Regions from separate parts of the Homo sapiens genome. Here region 1 is linked to region 2. Evidence: read pairs that join two places in POLR2A ChIA-PET (ENCODE). Cell type or tissue: Caco-2. All regions are shown on one strand. Each heading gives the region's core, and the rest is flanking DNA. Links, peaks and the distances in the headings are about the cores only.

Evidence for each region. Peaks named below come from ENCODE experiments on the same cell type or tissue, not always from the same donor. Only the 100,000 strongest peaks of a DNase experiment are listed, where the experiment ranks them.
Region 1: POLR2A ChIA-PET joins it to region 2 with 6 read pairs; 2 of 35 experiments call an interaction of 5 or more read pairs at or near these places.

The regions. Positions count from the first base shown.
Region 1 is chr12:14,570,367-14,582,215 of GRCh38, reverse strand. All of the region lies in intron 2 of PLBD1-AS1 (PLBD1 antisense RNA 1), which reads right to left. Among named protein-coding and RNA genes, the nearest start is that of PLBD1, 8.4 kb to the right of the region's middle. In Caco-2, for the core only: no CTCF peak of the experiment used is centred there; no DNase peak of the experiment used is centred there.
Region 2 is chr12:14,411,532-14,423,380 of GRCh38, reverse strand. All of the region lies in intron 1 of ATF7IP (activating transcription factor 7 interacting protein), which reads right to left. Among named protein-coding and RNA genes, the nearest start is that of ATF7IP, 52 kb to the right of the region's middle. In Caco-2, for the core only: CTCF peaks have their summits at 4,700 and 6,375; a DNase peak (open chromatin) is centred at 5,480.

The sequences.
Region 1 (11,849 bases), core at 2,661-7,660, 160 kb before region 2:
ATGTTTCTGAAGAGTGGCATCATGGAGGAAGACCTCAGGCAGGTGCTTCAGTAGGCATTCCCAAACAAGGCATTGTTATCACAGGAGATGACAGCTCCATGCCTGTTATTGCCCCTAAATACCTTACAGTAGGACAACATATGGATGTGGAAGAGAGTGACACAGATAATCCTGACACTGTGTAGGCCTCAAATTTTAAAAATAGGAAAAAGCTTATAGAATAAGGATATAAAAAAGAAAATACTTTTGTATGGCTGTACAATGTATTTGTGTTTTAAGCTAAGTGTTATTACAAAAGAGTAAAAAGTAAAAAAAATAAGTTTATAAAAGGAAAAAAGTTATAGTAAGCTAAGGTTAATATATTCTTGAAGGAGGAAAGTTTTTATTTATTTATTTATTTATTTTTATTTTTGAGACGGAGTCTTGCTCTTTTGCCCAGGCTGGAGTGCAGTGGCATGATCTCAACTCACTGTAACCTCTGCCTCCTGGGTTCAAGCGATTCTCCTGCCTCAACCTCCCTAGTTGCAGGGATTACAGGCATCCGCCACCGTGCCCAACTAATGTTTTGTAGAGACGGAGTTTCATCATGTTGGCCAGGCTGGTCTTGAATTACTGGCCTCAAGTGATCCACCTGCCTGGGCTTCCGAAAGTGCTAGGATTACAGGAGTGAGCCACCGCACCCAGCCAAAGAAGAAAAGTTTTTAAAAATGTTTAGTGTAGCCTACGTGTACAGTCTTTATAAACTCCACAGTAGCATATAGTAATGTCTTAGGCCTTTGCATTTACTCGCCACTCACTCACTGACTCACCCAGAGCAACTTCCAGTCCTGCTTCCTCTACTCATGGGAAGTGCCCTATACAGGTGTAACATTTTTTATCTTTTATACCATGTTTTTACTGTACCTTTTCTATGTTTAAATATGGTTAGATACACAAATTTTTACCATTGTGTTACAATTACCTATGGAATTTAGTACAGTGACATGCTGCATAGGTTTGTAGCCTAAGAGCGATAGGCTATACCATGCAGCCTAGGTGCATAGTAGGCTATACCATTCAGCTTTGTGTAAATCATCTCTATGGTGTTCACACAATGGTGAAATCACCTAAGGACACATTTCTTGGAACATATCTTCATTGTTAAGCCATCCATCACTGTATGTAGGAGGTAATCAATAATTCAGGTTAATGATTTTGTTGCTGATGCCGACAATGACTTTGCTTATGCTGCAGAATCTCTTCCACATTCTTCTCTTACGCTTTGGGATTCATCTCAACCATCACCTCCTCTTGCAGGACTTCTGTGGCATCTCACGTCCCATCTGTGCTGAGTGCTCATTCTCTGTGCCCCTCAAAGCAACCGGCTACTTTCCTTCTAGGCCTCTTCAAACCTGACTCTCTTAAAGGCAGAAGCTATAATTTATTTATCTCCATATCCACAAAGCTTAGCATACTGCCTGGAATATAGTAGGCACTTCACACATCCTTATTGGAATAAAACTATGATTAAATTAATTTAATTTTTAACTATCTTTTGGCTTAAGGTAAATTAGACCTCAGATTTGTCAGGAGCTCAGCTGAGCTGAAAGAGAGCTGAACTGCCAGATATCAGCATAGCAGATTAAAACAACAAGCCAAAAATGAAAGAAGAAAGCCTCTAGTTACCGTGATGGTATAAGCAAGACTTTAAAGCCAGGGAAAATGCCAACTCCCCTGGAAAGTTTTAGAGTGAAATAATTCAATGTTTTTCTTTACTTAAGGATCCCGGCTGGGCGTGGTGGCTCACGCCTATAATCCCAGCACTATGGGAGCCTAAGGCAGGTGGATCACTTGAGATCAGGAGTTTGAGACCAGCCTGGCCAACATGGTAAAACACGTCTTTACTAAAAATACAAAAATTAGGCCAGGCACTGTGGCTCATGCTTGTAATCCCAGCGCTTTGAGAGGCCGAGGCGGGTGGATCACTTGAGGTGAGGTGTTCAAGACCAGCCTGGACAACAAGGTGAAACCCCCTTTCTACTAAAAATACAAAATTAGCCAGGTGTGGTGGTGCCCGCCTGTAATCCCAGCTACTCAGGAGGCTGAGGCAGGAGAATTGCTTCAACCCGGAAGGAGGATGTTGTAGCAAGCCAAGATCACTCCACTGTGCTCCAGCCTGGGCAACAGACAGAGGGAAACTGTCTCAAAAAATATATATATATATAGCTAGGCATGGTGGTGTTTGCCTGTAATCCCAGCTATTCAGAGGCTGTGGCACAAGAATCTCTTGAACCCGGGAGGCGGAGGTTGTAGCGAGCCCAGATCATGCCACTACACTCCAGCCTGGGTGACAGAGCAAGACTGTCCTAAAAAAAAAAAAAAAAAAAAAGGCTGGCCGTAGTGGCTCATGCCTATAATCCCAGCACTTTGGAAGGCCGAGGTGGGTGGATCACTTGAGGTCAGGAGTTTGAGACCAGCCTGGCCAACATGGTGAGCCCCTGTCTCTACTAAAAATACAAAAATTAGCCAGCCATGATGGCAGACACCTGTAGTCCCAGCTACTCAGGAGGTTGAGGCAGGAGAATTGCTTGAACCCAGGAGGCGGAGGTTGCAGTGAGCAGAGATCGCACCACTGCACTCCAGATTGGGTGACTGAGCCAAAAAAAAAAAAGGATTTGTTCAATCAGGAAATCAGGACACCTTCAGACATTTTGCTTACATAAGATGAAATTTCCTGTGGCTATTTTAAATTTAAAATTTTTAAATGAGAAAACTACTATATTTTTATCATATAATTTTGGAAAATTGGATCCAGGCACAGTTGTGCATAACTGTAGTCCCAGCTACTGGGGAGGCTGAAGCAGGAAGATTACTTGAGCCCAAGAGTTCGAGACCAGCCTGGGCAACAAATACTGACATGTAGTGAAACAAAATCACCCAAAAATCCCAGTACAGAGACATCCATTATAATCTGCTCTCATTATTATTCCCTTTGCTCTAGTAAAACAAATTTGATATGATACAATTGGCAATTCATTCCCACCCCCCCACCTCCAGCCACCATTTTCATTTCATTAAACTTGCAAAAATGTGTCCTTCATATTTAACTATTTTAATTTTGAGACTCTGCTCATAGCATTGTGGTGGAGTTTTGCTGTATGTACACATTTTATCTTAATGGTGTCAATGCAATTTGGCCTTCCCTGCAGTGTTTTTGTTTTTGTTTTTGTTTTTTTAGAGATGAGATCTTGCTCTGTTGCCCAGGCTGGAATGCAGCTGTGCGGTCATACCTCACTGTAGCCTCGAACTCCTGGGCCTAGTATCTGGAACTTCAGGTGCGCACCCCCGTGCCCTGCCAACCACAGTTTTACTTGGTGGAAATTATGCTGACATGAAAAGTAAGTTTCTCTTCCCTGTTCTGTGGCCCGTGCTATGATCTGGCATCAGAACAATGCTCTGATGGCCCCACGCCTCGCAAATTCCTTCTTGAAATCTCCCTCTTTTGCCTCCGCCTGAAGTCCCTTTCTCTTTATTTATTTATTTTAATAATTATTCTTATTTGAGATGGGGTCTCACTCTGTCATCCAGGCTGGAGTGCAGTGGCGCGATCTTGGCTCACTGCAGCCTCTGCCTCCCAGGTTCAAGCAATTCTCCCACCTCAGCCTCCCGAGTAGCTGGGAATACAGGTGTCTGCCATCACACCCGGCTAATGTTTGCATTTTTAGTAGAGACAGAGTTGTTGGCCAGGCTGGTCTCGAGCTCCTGACCACAGATGATCTACCCACCTTGGCCTCCCAAAGTACTGGGATTACAGGCATGAGCCACAGCGCCCAGCCATCCTTTTCTCTTTAAAGAGCTCAAACTGAGTTAAAAAGGCAAGCAAATTATAGGGGAGACATCATGTATTTCTTGCCATCCCTTCCTCCTTCTCTTCACCCATTCTGCCTTCCACCAAGTGCCTTCATACAAGTCTACTTCCCCAGTTTCTTTTCTCAGCACAAATCAACTCCGGCAGATGGATACATGCATTCATCGGACATATCCAAACATGAATCCTAGTTTAGCTTAGCCAAGATCCTACAATTTGCAAGCACGTGGGAGCATTCCCTGCAAGATGAACAATAAGAGGATGGGCTTCCTGGCTGTTTCATATATCGCCCCTTAGTCATTTGTTTTTCACAGCTAATTTTTAAAAACATGACACATTGGCCAGGCGTGGTGGCTCACACCTGTAATCCCAGCACTTTGGGAGGCCGAGGTGGGTGGATCACGAGATCAGGAGTTTGAGACCAGCCTGGCCAACATGGTGAAACCCCATCTCTACTAAAAATACAAAAAAATACTATATATATATATATATATACCTGGCATGGTGGCTCGTGCCTATAATCCCAGCTACTCAGGGGGCCGAGGCAGGAGAATTGCTTGAACCCAGGACGTGGAGGTTGCAGTGAGCCAGGATCGCACCACTGCAACAGAGCAAGACTCTGTCTCAGGAAAAAAAAAAAAAAAAAGACCCATTATTCAATGGGAGTTGTCAGGATGTCAGCAATGTACAAAATCATTGCTTAATTTGTTTGACAATGGAAATGGCCATTATGGTTTTTATGTAACTTTGCTTCTGTTACATAATTCTTGCTGACACGGTGTTTCAACCAAGGTACTTGGTAGCAAGTGTTGTACAGAAAAGGATCTGTAAGTGGTTTATGTGGTCATCAACCACAGCAAAGATTTCATCTGAGCTGTGCTATGAAGAATGTAGCTTGAGAAACACAAAATGTATCACTGGGCAAAAAGGAAGCAGAAGAAAAATACAGTTCTGCTAATGAGAGCTCTGAGGGGCAAGCTGCCCCCAAGGTTGCAGGATCCACCTTAGAATACCCAACAAATTTGATTCCTGAATTTACTAAACTGCATGAGATTCCTCTTCAAAATTTTACATTATGACTTCTCTATTCTTCGGGTCTTAATTTTGACTTGTCAATCAATTGAAGTATATCAAAGTAATCCTTTCTTTTCTTTTTTTTTCTTGAGACGGAGTCTTGCTCTGTCGCCCACGCACCCAGGTGTGTGCCATCATGCCTGGCTAATTTTTAAATTAGTCAGGCGTGATGGCACACACTTGTAATCCCAGCGAGCTGACAGGCTGAGATGGGAGGATCACCTGGGAGGTCGAGGCTGTGGTGAGCCGTGACTGTGCCATTGCACTCCATCCTGGGTAAGAATTTAAAGACAGTGACAGCAGAGCATTAAATCAAATGTGGGCCCCTTTAAAGCTGGGGCCCTGTTTGACTATGCATGTCATGTACCCTTGAGTCAGCCCAGTCAGATTTTATCCTCATGATTTGTGCCTCTTCCATCACATCATATCAGGAGAAACACTTAGATCTCTTTTTCACCTCAGAAAAGTTTTCTTGATAGTGTTTTCATCCGTGATTCTATTCTAATTAGTTTGATTGCATGGTCAGAAACATCTCAGTTTTTGCTTGAATTCTGCAGTCTTTTGTGTCTCTTACCTTTATCTTCCTTTTCATTTTAATCTTTTTATCTTTCCTCCTTCTTCTTGGAGAGCTTTATCAATTTGTCCTTGAAATTGAGTTAGCAATTTCAATTTTTTAACACTGTCAGTTTCTCCATTTTACTATTGTCTCCAATGGAAACGTTAATTTCCACTATTAAATTTTCAATTTTCTATCAACACTTTCTTATTCTACTCATCTTCCCTTTTCATCTCATGCATTTTCCTTATATCCTGTTTTTCTTTACAGATGTTTTGCTCTTGCAGGCCATGTTTGTTCATACTCTGTGGAAGATGTCAAAACATTTTCTAAAATATTATTTCATTTCCTTAAATTGGTAGTTTTAGAAATCTACCAAGATTACAAATCCAAGATTTCAAGACATGCCCCCTTTTTCTCATTCTGCGATATCTTTCAACGATTCCATGTCATGTTCATTCTTGTTTCTGATCATTCATCTTAAAATTAAAAGAGTTGGTAGACAGTGTGTTTCTCAACAGAGAGAGTATTCAAATGTCTTTTGGCACTGCTCCTCAGAACTCCTCAGAGGACAGTTGTAGAGAAGATTGATATGCACAGTTTCTAACTCAATTTCCTGTATCCAGGAGGTGTCTGTCCAGGCTGAAATGTGATCTTTTCCTAGAAACAAATTCTGGAGTTTTGAGCCTGGGTTTTATTTATTTATTTAGAGACAGGGTCTGGTTCTGTTGCCCAGGCTGGAGTGCAATGGCACACTCATAGCTCACTGCAGCCTAAAACTCCTGAGCTCAAGGGATCCTCTCACCTCACCTCAGCCTTTTGAGTAGATGGAACTAGGTCATGTGTCACCTCACCTAGCCAATCTTTTTTTTTTTTTTTTTTTTTGTGTGTGTGTGTGTGTGTGCGTAGAGATGGATCTTGCTATGTTGCCCAGTCTCATCTTGAACTCCTGGCCTCAAGTGATCCTTCTGCCTGAGCCTCCCAAAGTACTGGCATTACAGGCATGAACCACTAAGCCCAGCCAACCCTGGGTTATATTTAAATGTTAATTTCTAGCCACTTTTCAAGAATTGACTGCCTACAATTGTTCTTCTTACTGTCTTCATTAATCAGTAGCAGCCAGACTCATCAAATATTTATCAGGCACTTTTCATTTAGTCATTGTTATGCCAGTACCATTAAGGCTTAAATCCTTTCCTACAACCTGAAAGAAGAGCTGTGGATATTTAATATAGGAGTGTTTCACATCTACAGTCAAGGCTCAATACCACTAAGAAAGGATTATGTCTAGTTAACTGTTTGTATTTGGCATTTGTACTTTTTTTCTGTAGAATGAAGAGAAGATACTAAGATCGTAAACCTGGGAGAAGAAATGTAAATAGAGGAAGTTGGTGGCAGCTACTCAAGAATGCAGCCACACAATTTAGGAAAGAGCTAGAGGAAAAGGTTTAGGGAAATAATGAAAAAGGAACAATTAAGTAAAAATTGCATCCCTCAAGCAATGCAGAAAATGCTCTTGGCCCTAAAAGTATTCAGAAGTGCCTTTTTCAGCCTCTTTGAAGGTAAGGATGGGAAAGAAAAGCCTACCAGTAGGATAAAAAGTTCATAACTTTGTTGTCTCTAGAAAAATAATAGTAACAATAAACTGCTTAATCAGTATTCAGCTTGTACAGCAATTTCTTTCTTAACCTCTACCTCTCCTGCTGTAGTCAATCCATTCCTGATTCAAATCTCACCCCTAAAACCATGGTCCTAAAGCCAAGACATGCTATAACAGCCTTATAATCACTGACCAATGGCAGCCCCTCCTGTTGTACCCAATTTACAAGACACTCACAGGCCAGCAGCATGTATAAAGGACAGGCAAGTGCATAGATGAGAGGACAGACAGACAGGACAGACGGTTATAAGTGGTCAAGACAAGCTCCATAGGCATTGAGCCCAAACCTGGGATTTATGAAAAATGTTCGTTTTTTCTTTGATTCTGCAGCAACGTAGACTCAGTATTCTGATACTGATGGACCAAATGGTAAGCTTATTTTTCCATATACATATAAATATACATTTTTTTTTAATAGAGACAGGGTCTCACTACAGGGCCCAGGCTGGTCTCGAACTCCTGAGCAAAAATCATCCTCCCACCTTGGCCTCCCAAAGTTCTGGGATTACAGGCATGAGCCATGCTGCCTGGCCCTAAATCCCAAAGAGTAAATTTAACCACCAACACAACCTACACGCAATAATGGAGGAAAAAATAGAAAAGAAAAATCAATTACATAAGTAAATGTTCATAATTGTAGTTAGATGGTAGTCTAAAATATTATTCTACATATTTTTCTTTTCTTTTCTTTTCTTTTTTTTTTAAGATGGAGTCTCACTCTGTCACCCAGGCTAGAGTGCAGTGATGCAATCTCGGCTCACTGCAACCCCCGCCTCCTGGGTTCAAGCAATTCTCCTACCTCAGCCTCCCAAGTAGCTGGGACTACAGGTGCTCACCACCACGCCCGGCTAATTTTTGTATTTTTAGTAGAGACAGGGTTTCATCATATTGGCCAGGCTGGTCTCAATCTCCTGACTGAGTGATCCACCCACCTTGGTCTCCCAAAGTGCTGAGATTATAGGCGTGAGCCACCACACCCGGTTTACTCTACATATTTTTCTTTTGAGAAATTCTTATTTAACCTAGTAAATCTTTCACAGCTATATTTATTCCAAAAGGCAAAGGCTTATTGCTTAAGGGAGGAAAAAACAAAAATATCAGAAGACCAAAGGGTAAACTCTGTGGCTTTCTGAGACCTTGTGTGTACAGAGACAATAGTCTTCAAAGCCATGAAAACATAAGATCTATGAATCTGAAAGAGAAAAATGTTTTGAAATATCAAAACTTGGAAAATGGAAAAACAGACTGAAACAGAAGAGCATATGATATACTAAAGAACAATAAATTAGAATAACAATATATGTTAATGTTGAATTCGTTCCTGCCCACAGAAGTAAAAAGTTTGAAGAGCTGATGAGATAAATACATAATGGGTCGATGTGAAGGGTCTAGGACTGTCCTCCTCGTTAGCGGGGGAGTCATCTGTTTGATGGGTGAGGCAGAGTGTGGAAATGTTTGCTAATAGAAACTCAAAGTAGGTCTCTAATTACCAGAGCAGACATGTTTAAACTTTCCAGAACATACCCATAAAATTGCAAGCCTTGAATAGGACCCATATAATCCCACATGGCACCTGAGTTGTAAAGTAGCAATAACTGAGGGAGATGTTTGGGGAGATGAACCCAATGGCTGGCTCATTAATTGATGCACACTAGATCAGACTAGCTTTCAGGCCCTATTGCCACTCCCGCAGGGCTCAGAGGGGTTTGAGAATGAGCCAAACGACCCAAGAGTATCCAAGTCAGGATGAAGAGGTTGCCAAGTGTGTCAGAAACAGCTGGCTGCCTACCAGAAATGCGCGCTCTTACTTCCATACCGAGCAATGACATCCCAGGTAGAGGCTGCATTTCCCAGTCTTGTTAGCATAAAGATAGGGCAATATGTCTAGCTCTGCCAATGGAAGGTAAGCAGAAGTTATTAAGAAGCAGGGGTGCAGCCAAGCATGATGGCTCATGCCTGTAATCCCAGCACTTTGAGAGGCCGAGGTGGGTGGATCACCTGAGGTCAGGAGTTCTAGACCAGCCTGGCCAACATGAGAAAACCTGATCTCTACTAAAAACAAAAATTAGCCAGGCATCGTGGTGCATACCTGTAGTCCCAGCTACCCAGCTACTAGGGAGGCTGAGGCAGGAGAATCGCTTGAACCCGGGAATCGGAGATTGCAGTGAGCCGAGATAGGACCACTGCATTCCAGCCTGGGCGACAGAGTGAGACTCCATCTCAAAATATATATATATATATAAATAAAAACAAAAAAAGAAGAAGCAGGGGTGAGGGGTGCTTTTCTCTTCCCATCGCCAGAAGACAAGACTCCATAGCATTATGGTTCCCGCACACAGTTTGGCAACCACAGTGAATGCACAGAGTGTACCTGAGAATATAGTAAATACTCATGGGAAACAGTAGTAGCACAATACACTATAATCAATCAACGGAGCTCTCTGGGATACTTTAAATGTTTGAGGGACATGTAGCACCATCTGTAGGATACTGAGCAAATGACTACTATTGCATTGTGTGGCTCTAACTACTTAGTAAAAAGAACTGTTAGGTATTTCTTTTGGTCTGCAGCCCTAAAAATATATTACTGACACTCTACGGGCACTATAAACCAAGAAAGCATGGGAACTTCTGCCTTAGAGAATGACAGAGCCACAAGATGAAAGATAGGTGGGTTCTTAAATTTCTACATGGAGGAAAGCCACTTACTGATTAAGAACTCCCACACTGGACTGGCATACAAGACACCAATAAACTTTTGTTGCATTAATCCAATGAACTTTTGGAGTTTATCTGTCATCATAGCTAGCATTACATTAACTAATACACAGAGTATCTGGAAATCTAAATCCGAGGTCAAGGTAAAGCTGCAGATACCAACAGCAGATGCCTATGCACTACAATTCCTGCAGACCGAATGAGAAAAAAAGCTATATCTTAGTGGAGGCCACTAAGCCAAGAGTATGACTCACAGAGTAAATGTCCCTTATTTAGTACCAAGTCAATACATAAGCCCCCGAAGCTAAGGTCATCCTTAAGGAAAAATGGTAAGGACATAAAGAAGGCAAAGGACACTAAGGATTTGGTCCAAATGAAATTGCGCAACCTTAAATCTGGTATTTAAAAATTTTTACTGGTTGGACTCACACCTGTAATCCCAGCATTTTTGAAGGCCAAGGTGGGAGGATCACTTGAGCCCAGGAATTTGAGACCAGCCTGAGCAACATAGTGAGATCCTGTCTTACAAAAAATTAAAAAAAAAAAAAAATTACCATCAGTGGATGTGTTTGAATGCTAAGTTAATTACACTTTTTTGGAAAAGAAACAAATTTACATTTTGGATATTTCATTCTGGAACTGTAACTGTAAAATTTTCAATCCACCACATACATGTTACAGCAAGGAAAGAAATATAGAGGCCAATAGAGACCACTATCTTTGTTTCTGCAACTGGTCACCTGGCTATAGATAATTATATGTGACTTCTCTTCTCCACCTTTTTTCCATGTTCCCCTTGCTTTGGGCCAGCAACTCAGCTGCTGGGATTCTTTGCCCATTGGGATGAGGAGTCTGAGTCCCCAGTGGTGCTTCCCAGGTGAGATTATGCTCCCAGTCCTTTCATTTTGTTTTGGTTTTGGTTTTTTGAGATGGAATCTCTCTCTGTCATCCAGGCTGGAGTGCAGTGGTGCGATCTCAGCTCACTGCAACCTCTGCCTCCTGGGTTCAACTGATTCTCCTGCATCAGCCTCTCAAGTAGCTGGGATTACAGTCATGAGCCACTATGCCCAGCTAATTTTTGGTATTTTTAGTAGAGACGAGGTTTCACCATGTTGGCCAGGCTAGTCTCGAATTCCTGATCTCAAGTGATCCACCCAACTCGGCCTCCTGAAGTGCTGGGATTACAGGAGTGAGCCACCGCATCCAATGCTCCTACTCCTTTTGATAGTAAGGCAAAATTACCAATACTACAATCCTATTCTTAACCATTCAAACATATTTTTATGTTTTAAGAGGAGCTCAAAAAAGACCAATTGCAATTCAGTAATGCACTTTCAAATTCCAATTCAATAATACTTCCTTATTGTGTCTCCTGGTAGAAACACCTCCACCCTTGGCTCACCAAAAGTTGGCATTCCTGCACCAAAAGTTGGTACAGGAAGAGAATAATGGACGCTGAGTAGCCCCAAACCACACAAGTCCATTATAGAAGTGATGAGAACATTTCGCAGCTGGCATCTTTGGTTCTCCTCATTGCAGCTTTAGTATGTGAATCCAAAAAATCTGAGACAGGTCTCAGTCAATTTAGAAAGTTTATTTTGCCAAAGTTAAGGACACACCAGGGCCACAGCCTCAGGAGGTCCTGACAACATGTGCCTAACGTGGTCGGGGTACAGCTTACTTTTATACATTTTAGGGAGATATGAGACATCAGTCAATACGTGTAAGATGTACATTGGTTCAGTATGGTAAGGCGAGACAACTCAAAGTGGGGTATTCCATGTTAGAAGTAGAAAAGAGACAAAATGTTACATTCTTTTGAATCCTTGATCAGCCTTCCACAGAATACACAACTTAGTCTGGCCCAGGGAGTCTGCATTTTTACATAAACAATACTGCAGAGGAAGCAATCAGATGTGCATTTGTCTCAGGTGAGCCTCAGAGGGATGACTTTTAAGTTCTGTCTTCCCTTTGTCCACAGGGAATTTCCTTGT
Region 2 (11,849 bases), core at 3,315-8,314:
CAACAATGGGAGAAAATATTTGCAAATCATATGCCTGATAAGACTTTTATCTCGAATCTAGAATTTCATATCTAGAATACAGAATATATATTTATATAGAATACAGACTTTTATATCTAGAATATCTAAGAACTGCTATAATTCAATAATAAATCACCCAATTTAAAAATGGTCAAAGGACTTGAACAGACATTTCCAGAAAGAGACCCCTAAGCCAAAAGTCCATAAGCAATAAACATCATGAGACATCAGGGAAACGCAAGTCAAAACCACAATGAAATAACACTGCACACACGACAGGACGGCTACAATCAACGAGAATAATGAGTGTTGGCAAGGATGTGAAAAAACTGGAACTTTCATACAATGATAGTGGGATTGCAAATAGGTGCAGCTGCTTTGGAAAACAGGCAGTTCCACAATATGTGAAGTACAGAGTTGTCATATGACCCAGTGATTCCATTCCATTCATTTCCCAAGAGAAATGAAAACATATGTCCACACAAAAACTTGTACACAAATGCTCTATAGAGGCACTACTCATAATGGCCCAAAACTGGAAACAACCTAAATGTTCCATAACTGATGAATGGATAAATAAAATGTGCCATACCCCTACAACAGAATATCATTCAACCACAAAGGGGAATGAAGTACTGAACATGCTACTACATGCATAAACCTTAAAAATATGCTGAGTGAGAGAAGCCAGTCACAAAAGGCCACATACTGAATGATTCAATTTATATGAAATGTCCAGAGTAGGCAAATCTAGAGACAGAAAGTAAATCAGTGACTACCTAGGGTTGGAAGATTCTGGAGAAAATGAGGAGTAGCTGCTAAAGGGTACAGGATTTCTTTACAGGGTTATGAAAATGTTCTAACATTGATTATGGTGATGATTATACAGCTCTGTGAATATACTAAAAATAACTGAATTGTACTTTAAGTGGGTGAATAGTAGATATGTGGTTTTATCTCAGTAATGCCACTACAAAAAAATTTCAAAATAAATACAAAGGTTGTGTGTGTGTGTGTGTGTGTGTGTGTGTGTGTGTGTGTGTGTGTATTCTCTTTTTTTGGTAAGTTGTGCTACAGTTTTATCAATTCTATTCACTTATTAAAGTATGAACCTTTACTTGGCTGATATTTCTTGGTTTTATATCTGCTTTCTTGTTTTAATTATTTACTCTAATATTTATTATCTCTTTTCACTTACTTTTTCTTGGAAAGAGCTTAACATGTCATCCTTTTCCTTGAGATTCAAGCTTAAGTGTTATTTTCAATCTTTCTTCTTTTGTAATGTGTGCATATAAAGCTATAAATTTCCCTCTAAGAGCTGCTTTAGTTGCATCTCACATTTTAATGTGTCATTTACATTATTCTGTTAAAATATTTTCTAATTTCCATCATGATTTCTTCTTTCATCTATGACTTATTTAGAAGTAGGTTTCTTAAAAAGGTAATGAATTCTGACCAAGTGAAGCTCGCTTAGAAAAATACAAGGCTGATTTCACATTCAAAAATCAAGCAGTGTTGACCATGAACAAGCCATGATGCATTCTGACTTTATTTCATGCCCAGCAGAGTGTACAATTACGAGTTTTGCCTAAACTGAATGTCTGGTACCAGGATGTTACTGACTGAATTGTGCAGCATCCCACACCCCACATCCCCAGAAAGATATTAGTCTTAAGCCCCAGTACCTCAGAATGTGACCTTATTCGGATAGGGCCTTTACAGTGGTAATCAAGGTAATATAAGGGTACTAAAGTGAGCCCTAATCCAATACAATTGGTGTCCTTATAAAAAGGGGAAAATCTGGACACAGACAGACATGCACACTGGGAGAATGCCATGTGACAATTGAAGTTATGGTACCACAAGCCAAGCAACTACCAGAAGCTAGGAGAGAGGCCTGGAACAGATCCTTCCCTCAGCACCCTCAGAGGGAGAATGGCAATGACAACACCGTGATTTCAAATGTGTTGCCTCCAGAACTCTGAGACGATAAACTTCTGTTAAGCAAAAAAGAAAACCACAAAACAAATCAAGCTATTTAATTCACCACATAAACAGAACAGAGGGACAAAATCAACAAAGGATTACCTCAACAAATACAGAATATTCATTTGACAAAATTCAAGACTGATGCATAATTACAACTTGCCAGAAACTAAGAATACAAGGAAACTTACTCAAATCTGATAAAGGTTATCTACCAAGAAAACTAGAGATATCATGTCTGATATTGAAATAGGATCAGAAGAAAACAAGGATGTTTCCTGTAACCATTTCCTTGTTAACATCTGGCCAGTGCAATAAAGGCAAACAAAAGAGCACAAGGATGTGGTTCTGAAGAAAAACAATGTCATCAATCAATAGTAGAATAAAACAAAATTGCTTTAAGGACTAAGATGTACAGGAGGCAGGAATACTGTTTTCACATTGGATAGTCACTTACCATTACCATCACCAGTAGGAATGATATGGTAGAATACATTTGCTTTGGCCTGAGAAAGAAAGAAAAGCAGCCCCTGATGCCTGGAAACTTAACTGATACTCACAGTTAGGGCTCAATGTTGTTAATGGATCTGATGCTTACAGTTAAGCCATGCTGTTCTCTGGTTGGACATAAAACCAACTCAGAGAACATTCAAGTCAGACAAGGTCACTGTGCAACCCACAAAATTCCAAACATCCCCCCTCACTAAATGAGTGATGGCTATTTCTTTATTTTTTTTTTCTTTTTGAGACGGAGTCTCGCTCTGTCGCCCAGGCTGGAGTGCAGTGGCGTGATCTCGGCTCACCGCAAGCTCCACCTCCTGGGTGCATGCCATTCTCCTACCTCAGCCTTCCGAGTAGCTGGGACCACAGGCGCCCGCCACCACGCCCGGCTAATTTTTTGTATTTTTAGTAGAGATGAGGTTTTACCGTGTTAGCCAGGATGGTCTTGATCTTCTGACCTCGTGATCCACCTGCCTCGGCCTCCCAAAGTGCTGGGATTACAGGTGTGAGCCACCACACCAGGCCAACTTCTTTATCAATTACAGCTTTATCTTGTAATAGTCTGTCCTCCCTATATAGATAAAATTTATTGAGATACCCAAGAATAGAAGTGCCCCCACTTTCTGATGTCACCCAATCCACGATAAGGATCTACTTCCTTAATCTCTCCCCAAAATAACCCAACCTATACTATACTCAAATCCTATACTAGGTTTTTTCTAACATCCTCTTACTGATTGATGTGCCTTACAGTTTCCCCATAGTGAACATTATTTCCTCCCTGCAGCAAATAGTAAACCTAACTTTTTCAATTACAAAGGTGTTCCTGCTGGTCTTTGGCTGAAGCGCATAAAATAATAAGCCTAGCCTACTTGCTGGAAGCCAATTCAGCTTGAGATTCTAGCACTTTGTCAGAGAATTTCTAGACTGTGATACATTCTGTATTCATTCTCTCACTTTAAGCCAATTACTTAGAACATATTTCTTATTCTAGCCATTTTATTTAAATTATATAACTAAATCAACTATTTAGAAAAATTACTCTTCATTTAAACAGAAACCTTAATACAAAATGTATATATAATAATACAAAACCTTAATACAAAATTATACAAAATTTGTATAATATAATACAAAACATTATGTTAAGGGTTTTTAATTACAGACTAAAATTTCACACCTTCAAGGTTTTTCCCTTCCCATCATTACAAAGTTTTGCTAACTGCAAAATTTTCTGCAAAAGATACAGATACAATGCATTGTATTTTGCTGTCACTTTTCCTTACTAATTCCAAAACTACAAAATAATTAAGTTTATAATATAAGTAGTATAGTTACCCTTTAAGTATTTCAAAATACTGAAAGGCCATTCTTTTGAACTTTAGCCTCATAATATCCGCATTTCTCAGATATTAGATGGACAGCTGGTAGTTATTACCAATTGCATTAAAAGTATTCCTTTTAAAAAATTCATAACTTTTAATAACCCAATTAAGAACATGAACTCTTACATTAAAAGTAAGCATTCCTTTAAAAAAATTCATCACTTTTAATAACCCAATTAAGAACATGAACTCTGTAGACTGTAGACAGATTCACAGATTTGAATTCCAACTCTCCCAGGAAACCTACTGTGTGAGACTGGGCAAATTACCTAACATCAATTTCTTAGTTTTGGTTACCTTAAAAAGGGACTAATACCAACACCTGTCACAAAGGTTGCCATGAGAACTAAATGAGATTCTATACATTAAGCACTTGGAATGTAGTAAGAACTCAATAAATGGTATAACCATCACCATCTATATATTCAGGATAACGTTTTTAGGAATAAACTAAATATTCAGGATAATGTTTTTAGGAATAAACTAAAGAGTCTAAGACAAATTCCTCTTTGGTATTTTTTATATAAATTAGAAAATCCAACATGTAAACCTCACAGTTAATATTAAATTGCCACCACCAAATAATATTTAATAAAAATATATAATTCAAGAAAAGTTGATTTTATCAATAAAATTGTCATTAACTTCAGTAATAATAAAGCACTCTAAAAAGAATTATAGAATAACTACCATCCATACCCACAAGGGAGCACACTACAGCCATTTACCAGATCTTATGGGTTCTAAATATAATAAAAAACAGACAAAGCAATAAGGAAGTAACACGAACAATTAGTTCAAACTAGTTCAGCCATATCTGTACAAACCAATCAGCAGTCTGCTTTTAGAAATGTATTTTGCATTAGCGAAGCATATTTGAGAAAGATACACATTAGAGAAGGGTGTGTTACCTGCAAACAAGTTTCCATGGCTGTAATACCAGTGCAAAACACTTCCAAGGATCATTTTAGTACTGTCGCCTAGAACTAAGATGCCATTCATAAAACTATTCTATAAAATAAATGTTAGTATTTTAGGTGGCAACTCAAATCAGAAAGCTTTCACATGACTGTAATTCATTTTCACAGAAAAAAGCATTGGTATTTTACGGCAGAAGATGTCTGCCATGTCTAAAAGTAACTGCAAAACATGATGAACTAGTTTCTCCTGAAAGTATTTTTTTCATGAGGATGAGAGTCAAAATAATGTTTTTTAAGTCTCTGTATATTCAAGAACTCTGGGAAAATAATATCACTAATAAAACCTTTTTCTATAGAAATTTATATTTAAATAACCAGAGAAGGGTATGTTACCTGCAAATAAGTCTCTCTGGCTTGGAAATTTTTTTTTCAAATTTTTGGTAAATTATTTTTAAAATATTTTTAAGGAAAGCCCAACGAGCTTCTTCTTTAAATGAAAACATTACTCTCTTCTCTGCTTCATCCCCCTCCACCCACTTCTTTCTAGCAAGAGATCATAGCAATGAAACAACAAAGGGAAGCTGTTATGTCTTAGCCTACAATCTGCCTGCTCAAAAAGCTCAAGAATTTAAATGGCTGTTCAAGAGCTGCTCACAAACTCAGCCAATCAGCAGCCAGCATTCTGATTCCTGCCCAGCAACAGGAGACAGACAATAAGGTCAGAAAAACATAGTTAAACAAAAACTGTATCTGCAATACTTAAGTGTGGTTCTTTGTTTGAAATAAGTAATCTAGAACACAGTTTACATAAAACCCTAAATCCACGTAACACGCATTAAATATACCACACACATAAATGGATAAGATTTACATCTTTTATGCTATTTGCTTTAATAAATATCCATGAACATTTCAAGAAATATACATTAATATAAATTAATTTCCTACCTGAGGAATAAGTCAAACATGGACAATATACGTAAGAACATATTTTTCTATACAATGCAAAATTCAAATGTAAATTTCTTTTTAAAAATTCCATAGACCATACATATAAAATATATAAATCTAGCAAAACCTTAAATCCAGACAAGTAAAAAAAAAATCTTCATACCCATCTACCACTATTGTTACAGATTTCCGATTCCAAAAATTAATAGTATTCTGGACCCAAAGGATTACTAGGGATAGTATTATGAAGTGTTGTGCTGTCTACTGCACTGAACTGACTTAGTTTAATTCATCTAATGAAATCTAAATGTCTGATTCTGGACAACCTATATTAAGTGGTATAAGTACAATTACTACATCCTTTTCTCCTTAACTGCCTTTCGCAGCAAGTTACAAAAGGTTATATGAGATATCCTTTCAAAGCTTTATTATAAAACAAATGTGTGGATTACAAAGTAAATATTCATGAAAATTAAAGACATTTTTATTATATTACACCATTCTATAGTTCTTTAAATATAGGATTATAAAATAAAAATGGAAAATTTGTTATCAGAATTTTTTTCTCAAATTCACTACTTATTAGGTGTTCTTAATAACCAAGTTTTAAAAATAAACCTCATTTCCCCCCTTCCTTACAGATGAACCTTGTAATTTTTCAAACATACCCAAGAGGGAGCTTGCTGCAGCCATACTCTTAGTTTATATAATCTCCCCACAGGAAAAATATATCAACAGCTGCTTCAATGTTTCAGTCCTGTGAGAGAACTGAAATTCACTGTCTGATTGGCTCAAAGCCGAAATAGTCTAAAACCAATCAGACATCAGTGTCACAAACCTTGCCCAGCAACAAGGGAAGAAGATGAGGGCAAGAGCTCTATTAAAAATGCAAAGGATGTGAAAATCAAGGTGAACAATGAAATGGAAACATTAGGAATATAACTCTAGATGCTCTGTTTGAAAAACAGGTCATGGTAGGGTTTCTTTGATTAAATAAACTAGGGTCTGTACTGCTTTCCAAGAACAGACTTAACTAAGTACCACGATTGTTGGGTCAAAAAGCATATACAACACATAGACAAAACAAATGCTGTATTAATTCAAAGTAATGAATATCTGATGAAGTATACTTCAAAATAAAACTAAAGCAAAAGCTTAGAAAACATCAAGCAAAACCTTTTAAGTGGACATGGCATTTCTATCTTTGACAAAGGCATTCCAATTATATTCATGCTGTTGCCTGAGAGTACAACATTTTTCTGAATAAAAATTTCATTCATTTTTCTACTGAAAATAATTTTAATTTGAGTTTATTTTCATTAAATGGCTGAATTAAATATTAAATAATCACTTTATGCTGATAATTTCTAACCTCTTTAGAAATGCAACTCTGCTATTAGATTCTTTAAGAATCCCATTCTCAGTTGAAAACTGTATGATTTTATTTTACACTTCTAAATTTTGCTTGAGAATTTGCAATACTCTAAAAATAAAATCATAAAGAATAGTGGGTTGCACAAAAGATGCTAATAATCTGCTTTACTGCTTACTGCCCATTAAATAGACTACTGAATCTGTTCACTCACTTTGATACTTATCTGCTCAAATTTAGTATAAAGATTTTGAAATTTTTATTTTAAATACCATGTCCATCAGTATTTGTGGGAGACTGGTCCCAGGACTCCCTACAGATAACAAAATCTGACAATGTTCAAGTCCCTTATATAAAGTAGTGTAGTATTTGCATATAACCTATGCACATATTGCTGTATACTTTAAATTATCTTTAAATTACCTATAATACCCAGTATAACATAAAGGCTATGTAAACAGATGTTACACTGTTGCATTGTCAGCTACGGTTCTCTTAACTGGTATAAAATAACTGTCACTAGCTATCCTGCCATCTTAAAAAAAAAAAAAAACAGTAAGTGGTGAAATCTGTTTATCAAATACTCATAAACTCAGTTGAGTAAGTTATCAAGTGATCATAATATTTGACACTTTCACAAATTAACCCCTCTGCCTGTCACCGACCAAAATGTGGAATGCAATATCCCCAAACTAAATTGTAAAAAATAACCAACCACAAAGGAAACTGGGAGTTTGCTTTACCAACAATTCCCTAGACAAGGTTACCAACAATTCCCCAGACAAGGCAGGAGTAAATCATGTCCTTAAAAGTTTGGTTACATCAAAGCCAGAACTGTCACTACAATCTAACTTCTTGTTGCATTCAGTGCTATGTTTTCAGAAATTTTGGAATGGTCCACATGATAAAAACATAAGATACCTTAAAATTACTTCTCCAAGTCAATTTTTGGGATCATTGTGTTACATGGGCAAAATAAAATTAAATGACCTGATCCAACAAATGCCATTTTAGAATACATAGAGCAAATTACACCCCCTTAGAAAATTGGCCAATTTTCCATCAAGGCCCTACTCACTAGCTTGCCAAACTCTACTATCCCTATGCAGATAAGGAGTGAAGTTACAGAAGGTCTTGTATTTATCTCCACAGGCATTTAAGAAATCATTTGTCCAGAGCTGGGCGCAGTGGCACATACTTGTAATCTCAGCTACTTGGGAGGCTGAGGCAGTGGACTGCTTGAGCCTAAAGGGTAGAGACCAACCTGGGCAGCACAGCAAGACCAGGTCTCATTAAAAAAATAAATAAATAACCAGCAGTAGAAATCATTTGTCCAAACGTACTTTTCACATTTTGCTTGGGTGAAGTAAAACACCCAGAATGAGGTATGAGGAGCTGAAAGATGTAAATCCTTCAAATGCCTGGAAATAACTCTTACTTTTCTTATTAACCCAACCTAAAGAGAAAAGCTGGACAGCTAACTTTCTGTGTCAGTCACCTTTTACTAGATGATAATGCAGCAACAACAATAAAATTTCACTGGCTAATAACTGTATACTTTTTCATTATTCTAGGACACCAGGCTGAAGGAACAGCACCCCCTCACCCCATCTAGGCCTTGTGGCAGAGGTAAAAGACCAATATGACAGAGATATACAGTATACAATAGCTTTTAGCTAGGGTGTCCAAACTTTTGGCTTCTCTAGGCCACAATGAAAGAACTGTCTTGGGTCACACATAAAATACGTTAACGATAGCAGATGAGCTGAAAAACAAAATTTCATAATGTTTTAAGAAAGTTTACAAATTTGTGTTTGGCTACATTCAAAACAGCCCTGGGCTCTATGCAGCCTGTGGGCCCTCGGCAGGACAAGCTTATTTTAAAGCTTTTGCTTAGACATGGTGTACATTACTTTCATTCACATTCCATTGGCTAAAACCAAATTAAGTCACTAAGGGCATGGGAAGTAAAAAACCTCCCAAGGGGAAACACCTCATGTCACATGGCAAAAGGTAGGGACATATAATCCTCTTGCTGTAAAGAAGTATAATTATAAAATATCATGCAAACTATCACACTTTAAAATACACATATTCTAAAAAGCTTGGCATAACAAAAAGACTTCTGAACTAACAAAACTAGGTTCTATTCCATGTTCTAACATTAGTATACAACCACCATAGAATAAATCAATTTAACTCTCTGGAGTTCAGTTTCCTCAACTGTAAAACTGAAGAAGTTAGGGCAGATGCTTGCTAAGTTCCATTCTAGCTCAAGTTTTAGCTATACTGACACATATAATTTTTTATTATGAAATAAAAATAAAGTGCCCTGTACAACACAACAGCTTACTCCTTCTTCTCCATTCTTGACTCCTAAATGCAAAGATAAGCATAATCTTGAATTTGATGTTTATTATTCCCAACCATGCCTTATAAATTCTGCCTTTTATTAACACCTTGAAAAAAAACCCTTTTATTACACACCTTGAAAGGAGAAAAAGAAACTGATGCTTATCGAGGAATAATATATGTGAGTCACTATAACAAAACATATCCTTTTCTCATTAGTTTATGTGATAATTTATATTAATTTCAACTTTACATATGATGTGAATTAATAAATCAATAATTATATTACTATCAATAATTACACAAATAGTAATTTTAACTTGGTAAGGTAAAGCAGACACCCAATTCAGTACCAAGTTGTTTTCTTCAGCACAGGAACCCTTCTTATGCATTTCATCATTTAAGTTTTGGTACCATTTTAATAGAATGTTCAGCAATTGTCTTCTTTATCTCTTTGAAAATGGAGATGCCATTTAAGATCACTGGTAATACCTATCTACTCAGTAAATGAGACCTGAGAGTAGACTCCCTCCCCAATTTCACCAGCCTGCTGACTGCTTCATGTATTAGCTACAAGAGTATTACCAGCAGCTTTCTAAGTATTAAATTATCTCATCCTTAATTTAACATAGCAATTAAGAGCAGAATTCACTCAACCAACTAAGAATAGAAGAGGATTTCCTCAACCTGATAAAGGGCACCAAGGAAAAACCCACAGCTATCATACTTAATGGTCAAAGACTGAAATCTTTCACCCTAAGATCAGAACAAAAGATATCTGCCCTCACCATTTCTAGTCAGCATTGAACTAGAAGTTCTAGCCAGGAGAATTAGGCAAGAAAATGAAATAAAAGTCAAACAACTTTTTGTTTGTTTTTTGAGACATGGTCCCTCTCTGTCACCCAGGCTGCAGTGCACTGGCACAATCTCAGATCACTGTAGCCTCCGCCTCCTGGGTTCAAGTGATTCTCATGCCTCAGCCTCCTGAGTAGCTAGAATTACAGGTGTGAACCACCAAGCCTGGCTAATTTTTGTATTTTTAGTAGAGACGGGGTTTCACCATGTTGGCCAGGCTGGTCTCAAACTGCCAAGCTCAGGTGATCCACCTGCCTCGGCCACCCAAAGTGCTGGGATTACAGGCATGAGCCACCACACCCAGCCACAAGTCATACAACTTAAAAAAAAAAGAAAGAACTATTTTTATTTACAGATAACAAAATCTTGTATATAGAAAATAGTAAGAAATCAACTAAAAATTTATTAGAATAAGAGTTTAACAAAGTTCACTATAATAAGATTAACATATAAAAATCTATTGCATTTCTATACCCTTGAAACAAATGATCCAAAAATAAAACAATCTCATTTAGAGTAATATCAAAAATTAATTTTGCCAAAGAAGTACAAAACTTAATATTCTGAAAACTATAAAATACTATTGAATAAATTAAAGACATAAATAAATAAAAGACGTTCCATACTCATGAATCAAAAGACTCAAATCCTTAAGATGTCAACACTCTTCAAATTAAGCTACAGGTTCAAAACAATCTCTATCAAAATCCTAGCTATTTTCTTTGCAGACACTGGTAAGCTGATCCTAAAATTAATATGAAAATGCAAGGGTCCCAGAACAACCAAAACAATCTTGAAGAAGAAAAATAAACTTGGAGAACTCATACTTTGCATTTTTAAAAGTTATTACAAAGCTACAATAACCTAGACAGTGTGATACTACCAGTAAAATGACAGGTATATCCTTAGGATATATTTTGGAACAGAAATAAACCCTCACTTTTACAGTAAATTGTCTTAGACAAGGGTTACAAGACCATTCAATGGGGAAAGAATAGTATTTTGAACAAAGAGTGTTGGAAAAACTGGATAGCCACATGCAAAAGAATGAAGTTGGAGTCCTATTTCTTGCCTTATACAAAAATTAATTCCTATAAATGAAAGACCTAAATTTAAGAGCTAAAACTAAAATCTTAGAAGGAAACAAAGACATAAAATCTTCATAAATTTGGAACAGGCAATGGTTTCTTAGATATGACCCAAAGAGAAGAAGCAATAAAAGAAGAAGGAAAAAAAAAAAGTTTAACTGAACTTCATCAAAATTAAAACTGTTCGTGCTGCAAAGGAAACCACTAAGAAAGTGAAAAGACAATTCACACAATGGACGAAAATACTTGCAAACCATATACCCAATACGAGACTTGTATCTTGAATATATAAAAACTGTTACAATTCAATAATAAAACACCAAATAACTCCATTTTAAAATGAGCAAAGGACTTAACAGGCATTTCCACAAAAAGGCTTTTTTTTTTCTTTTTCTGTTTTTTTTAAAATTATTATTAT